Linked DNA regions of Homo sapiens: region 2 is linked to region 1. Evidence: read pairs that join two places in POLR2A ChIA-PET (ENCODE). Cell type or tissue: endothelial cell of umbilical vein. All regions are shown on one strand. Each heading gives the region's core, and the rest is flanking DNA. Links, peaks and the distances in the headings are about the cores only. Region 1 has its middle 54 kb from the start of FAM174B. Region 2 overlaps CHD2 (chromodomain helicase DNA binding protein 2).

What was found. Peaks named below come from ENCODE experiments on the same cell type or tissue, not always from the same donor. Only the 100,000 strongest peaks of a DNase experiment are listed, where the experiment ranks them.
Region 2: POLR2A ChIA-PET joins it to region 1 with 5 read pairs; 1 of 35 experiments calls an interaction of 5 or more read pairs at or near these places.

What each region holds. Positions count from the first base shown.
Region 1 is chr15:92,707,846-92,710,760 of GRCh38, forward strand. No RefSeq gene overlaps it. Among named protein-coding and RNA genes, the nearest start is that of FAM174B, 54 kb to the left of the region's middle. In endothelial cell of umbilical vein, for the core only: no CTCF peak of the experiment used is centred there; DNase peaks (open chromatin) are centred at 496 and 1,436; H3K27ac peaks cover 1,930 bases.
Region 2 is chr15:92,977,536-92,980,450 of GRCh38, forward strand. CHD2 (chromodomain helicase DNA binding protein 2) reads left to right here. Exons shown (of 39, transcript NM_001271.4): 21 at 699-848; 22 at 1,600-1,748. Among named protein-coding and RNA genes, the nearest start is that of MIR3175, 75 kb to the left of the region's middle. In endothelial cell of umbilical vein, for the core only: no CTCF peak of the experiment used is centred there; no DNase peak of the experiment used is centred there.

The DNA.
Region 1 (2,915 bases), core at 303-2,802:
AATGGCCAGCCTGTGGCATTCACTTTTCTCATCACTAGCTTTTGACCCCCAAATCACCCCCATTCTCAACCCTAACCCAAATTGCCTCGAAGAGCCTGGATCAACCCCTGGGGGAGTCAAAAGAGGCTGCCTCGTGTCCAGCTGGAGCCAGGCGCTGTGAGGCAGACAGATAGCAGAGGGTCCTCACTCTCAAGGGCTTTGGGCTGACACCCATGCCCTGCCTCCCCTCTGCTTTCCCAGTTCCTGCCAGTCATGGCCTCCCAAACCTGCTGACTTCCTGTGTTCTCTGACTCAGTGAATGGCACCAACATCCCCTAATCTCCAAGTTACCAAGTCAGAAACCTGCAAGTCATCTTTGATTTCAATCAAACCACCTCTTGGTCCTCCTCTTCAATCTGTTCACTCAGAGGTGCCGCAGGATGTAACGGGATGTGCACTATGCAGTTGTAAGGGCGATACCCTCTGGAGCTGGCAGCGGAAAAGGGCACGTTCCACTCCTTCCTATTTCCGTCATCTTAGCTCTAACCTCCATCTGCACCCTGGAAGAGAGTCAGCCCGGTCTGGAGGAGGGCAGTCCTGGCGCCTGCCTGAGTTTTGCCCCACCCACCCAGTCTCCACAGAGTCATCTCTTGAAAAGTCATCTCTTACCACGTCACTCCCTGCTTCAAACCCTCCCTCCAGTGGATCCTATTGTCTTCAGGATAAGATCCTAACTCCCTGGCAAGGCTTACAAGACACAAGAGGCTCAGCATGACTTGGCCCCTGCTTCCCTCTTCAACTTCAACTTAGGACTACACAACCACTATGGGAGACCTTATATTCCAGCCATGTGAGCATCAGGAGATTCTCAGACTCTCCCACATCATTACTCACCTTAGGGCCTTTGCATTAATTGTTTCCTCTGCCTAGGCCTCGACCACCCAGCTCCCACTCACCTCTGCCCTTACTTCATGGTTCACCTAGCTAAACTCCTATGCACCCCTCAGGACCCAGCTCAAACATCACCTCCTCCAGGCTGTACTCCCTGACCAGAATTGCCTGCATCCTCTCTCTCCCCAACTTGAGTCTAGTCTGGCTTCTTCACCAAAGGGCCTGTAAGAACAAAAAGCAGATCGAATTCATAAGCTCAATAAATAGTTACTGCATGCCAGACGGGGGTCTCCCAGGCCCCCCGACTCCTCAAGCCCTCTGAATGGTTGAAGAACCTCCTGTTGCAACTCTTCCCCTAGAAAAGAATTTCTTTGCAGCATGCCCACTTCAGGAAGCTCCCAGTGCTGCGTGAAATCTCACCAGCTCAGCACTGGCCTCTGCCCTTCCTCCTGGCCAGCCGCCCCCTTCGCCTCTCTGCTCTCAGCCCCATCAGCCTGGGCCCCCCTCGAGCTCAAGCCTCTCCAAGACTGTTTCTGTTGCTCTCTAATTGCTCAGTGGAGATACCATCTCTTCCTTTACCAATTGTTCCTGCACAGTAAAGAGAAACCACCTGGCAAAGATCCAAAAACCAATCATCCTACAAAGTTATCACTGGCTCCTTGAAAGAAAATCGGACCTATGTCCTGCCCCAGGCTCTCTCTCCTCCCAAGCTTTCTGACTCCTCAGTGAACCTGTTGCACTCTATTTCAAAAATATTTCCTGCTCCGTTCAAATTGCAAAGGGTGAACACATTTAATGAAGTCCGAGACGACCCATTTCCCCCAAGCATCCTACCATGTGTCTAGTAATGACAACACTTGGCCTCTTTATCAAACCCACCAGCTCCTATGCCTGCAGCCGGCAGCCTCTGCTTGCCCCAGGGGGGAGTCCTTCTCAGCAGAAGCTGCCCTGAGCAGATCAAATCTTCGGATATCATTCAGGTGTCCTGCTCAGTCTGTTCCTAACCAAGCCTGGGGCAGGAACCCTGGCACAGGTGGTGGTGTTCAGAGGAAAGAATGTGGGCCAGGAGCCTTGAATGGTCCCAAGGGCCTAGGATGATGCTAGGTGACACTGATCTGTTCCAACTAAGACTCTTACTCTTGGGAATCAGCTTAGTAGCTTCCAGTGACAGTCCCAGACTCTGGCACTGAGAGGAACTCAAGAAACCACTGAGTGCAGGGCTCACGGTGAGCACCTCTTTGCTAAACATGCCTCATATGAGGACAGGATGTCAGTAATGTTGTGGTGGGGAAGAAAGATGTTGGCAAAGGGAGGTAGAAGGCCCTCTGCAGCCAGATGGACCTAAGCACCTCCCTGGTTCACTAATTTCTGCATTGAGCTTCTGTATACACCGATACCATTTTTGACTATTACTGTATGCCGGGAACTGTGCTGAGAGCTAGCTATACATACCTTAGTTCATGTCTTCCTCTAACCCACCCAGGTGGAAGGAATATACTATGAACCCCAACCGACAGGTAAAGACATTGAGATTTAGGGCAGCTGTAACTCACTAGTATCATCGAGAGTCCACCAGGGCACTGGTGTGTCCGGAATTGGTGGGTTCTTGGTCTCACTGCAAGAATGAAGCCGCGGACCTTCGCGGTGAGCGTTACAGTTCCTAAAGGCGGCGTGTCCGGAGTTTGTTCCTTCTGTTGTTCGGATGTGTTCAGAGTTTTATTCCTTCTGGCGGCTTCGTGGTCTCACTGGCTTCAGGAGTGAAGCTGCAGACTTCGCGGTGAGTGTTACAGCTCTTAAGGCACCGCAGCTGGAGTTGTTCGTTCCTCCAGGTGGGTTCATGGTCTCGCTGGCTTCAGGAGTGAAGCTACACACCTTCGTGGTGAGTGTTACAGCTCATAAAGGCAATGTGGACCCAATGAGTGAGCATCAGCAAGATTTATTGTCAAGACCGAAACAAAACCACTGCGGCCTCGGGCAGCCTGCTTTTATTCTCTTATCTGGCCCCACCCACATCCTGCTGATTGGTCCATTTTACAGAGAGCTGA
Region 2 (2,915 bases), core at 214-2,713, 270 kb after region 1:
TCTCCTGCCCCCATATTTTTCTGAGCACTCAGACGCAGGCAGGTGTGCTGTGCTTGCCCAGTGTCTACTGTCATTGCTGTGGATACTGCAGTGTCAGTGCCTGGGTGGTTCCACACATCGCTCTCCAGCCAAACCTGTTTTGATTTTTTTATAATTTTGGCATGTTTTGTGGTAATTGAGGATCCTGTGGTTCTCAACACTTACCATATATGATCTCTTTAGTGCAGTGTTTCTATATTTCTCGCCAGCCTAACAAACATAAATATTTATATAATAAAGTATCTCTGTTTATACTAACTGACTTACATGGCATAATCTACCTTTTCCCTAAAAATAATTATACAGGTGACTTCCTGGAGTTAATGATCTCCATGATAATTGTTTGTCTGTTTTTATTATTGTTGCTGTTAACTTCTTGTATATTAGTTGTAGCCGGGAGGTAGCACTAATTCTCTCACTCCCATTGCCTTATTAGAGTCTACTCTACTCCTGTTCATGGCACTGACTTTGCCTCTTAATCAAATGAAAATTCATTCTACCATCAAGTCCCTGACATTCTTTTAGCCTCCATAAAGTTTGTCCATCATATCTCACTTTTCTTCACACCTGCAGGGGTTTCCAGGTGTAAGGGCTTATTGGACTGTGAAACTGTTTCTGAGAAGGCCACTGCATAAAGTAGTATATTGCATTGTGTACAGGACTTCTGTTTCCTGCTCTCGACAAGGGCTGGTGGCCTGGGAATCAATTTGGCTTCAGCGGACACAGTCGTCATCTTTGACTCTGACTGGAACCCCCAGAATGACTTGCAGGCACAAGCCCGAGCGCATAGAATTGGTCAAAAGAAGCAGGTCAGTATGGAGAGGCTTCTGGAAATTGCTTTAGGGTTGGGGGCCAGGGGGCTTGTTCAGCCCTTTCAGGATGTTAATAAAATGCTTTTTCCCTGTTTTGCTTTTATTTCCCCTGAAGCATTGATTTCTGTTTGTTAACTAGCACAGAGATGTTGTCTTTGGGCCCAAGATGAACCTATTAAGGAACTTTTCTTTTTCTCTGTTTGAAAAGTACAACATCAGCGACCTTCTATGTGTTTATCTTGAGAGAGATATATGATGAATAGACTTAGAACTGAACATTTTCTCTATTTTAGTATGGAAAAGTTAAATATCCTATTGTTCAAGATGGTTTGTTTTTATTATACATGACAGTGTTAGCTTTAAAGGTACTTTGGAAAACCACACACTTTTTTGTTTATGAATCTTAAAGTCTGTTCTATATTGGATAACCCGTAAGTTTCATTCTTGGCCAAAGATTCTGTTTTTGTGGAACTTTCCATCACTGAAGCACGATTTTTATTGATGGAACAGGCCATAACGACAGATCTTTAGAGGCAATTTTATTTAAGACTGTAACCTGCTGCACATAGTAAAAGTATTGCATCTACTTAAGCTGCCTGCTTGGATGGCTTACAGTCTTCTATGGTTAGAGAATAAATTCTGTTAAAATTTTCCCCTCTTGGGTTTTGACAGAGCTAATCCTTCTCTCTTTTTTTGGGGGGGTTGGGGGGTGGTTCAGGCATAAGCATAACAGTTCCTTTTCCTACAGGTAAATATTTACCGCTTAGTTACAAAGGGGACTGTGGAGGAGGAGATCATAGAACGGGCCAAAAAGAAGATGGTATTAGATCATCTGGTGATTCAGCGCATGGACACCACTGGCCGGACGATCCTGGAAAACAACTCAGGAAGGTCCAAGTAAGTGCCAGGAAGATTGGGAGGTAGGCAGAATCAAATTGATTCTACATCACTGTTGGATATAATAGGATTTTCTACCACAGACATTAGTCTGTTCATTACCTGGAAGATGCCAGGCCAGAACCACAAATAGGATAGCATTTTCACTTTGAGTTTCTTGGTTCCTTTTTTTGCCCATCACCCCCCTTCTTATGTGTTTTCCTCTCTTTCTTGCCCTCTCCCTTACCTTTGCTTTTGGCTGCTCATGTGACATATGACACAGCAACAGCAGTGGAGTTGTGTGTTGGGTGTCAGCCTAGCATAATGTCACCTTTGACTTTTCTGCAGTGAGAATCCAGATTGGATTGGCAGCTGTTTTTTTTTTTTACTATTGGCAAAAATGTTTGTGTGGAGATTGTTGTGCTTCCAGAAGGGTGTAAAAAGAAAGTAATGAAGTTTTAATTGGCTTTGGGAAGAGGCACAGCTACATCTCCTATAAAGTTTAATTAGCCAGGCATGGTGGCAGGCGCCTGTAGTCTCAGCTACTTGGGAGGCTGAGGCAGGAGAATGGCGTGAACCCGGGAAGTGGAGCTTACAGTGAGCCGAGATTGTGCCACTGCAGTCCAGCCTGGGCGACCGATAATAATAATAATAATATCAAAATAATAATATCAATATTATCAAGATAATAATGATATCAAAATAATAATAAAAATAAGTTTACATTTTGAGCAGATTGTTGAGTGTCTTCTGTGGTGGTGTTTCAGCTATGTTTTTTGTTTGTTTGTTTGTTTGTTTTTGAGATGGAGTCTCGCTCGGTCGCCCAGGTTGGAGTGCGCTGGCACGATCTTGGCTCATTGCAACCTCTGTCTCCTAGGTTGAAGTGATTCTTGTGCCTCAGCCTCCCGAGTAGCTGGGACTACAGGTGTGCACCACCACACCTAGCTAATTTTTTTTTTCTTTTTTTTTTTTTTTTTTAGTAGAGACAGGGTTTTTCCATGTTGGCCAGACTGGTCTCAAACTCCTGACCTCAAGTGATAGGCCCACCTCAGCCCCTCAAAGTGCTGGGATTATAGGTGTGAGCCATTGTGCCCGCTGCAGCTATGTTAAAGGTGTATTCAAATTAGCCCTTCCTAAATAAAATGTTTTCAGATAGTTTTCTGTTTAAGAGGAAGCTAGATGAGAAAA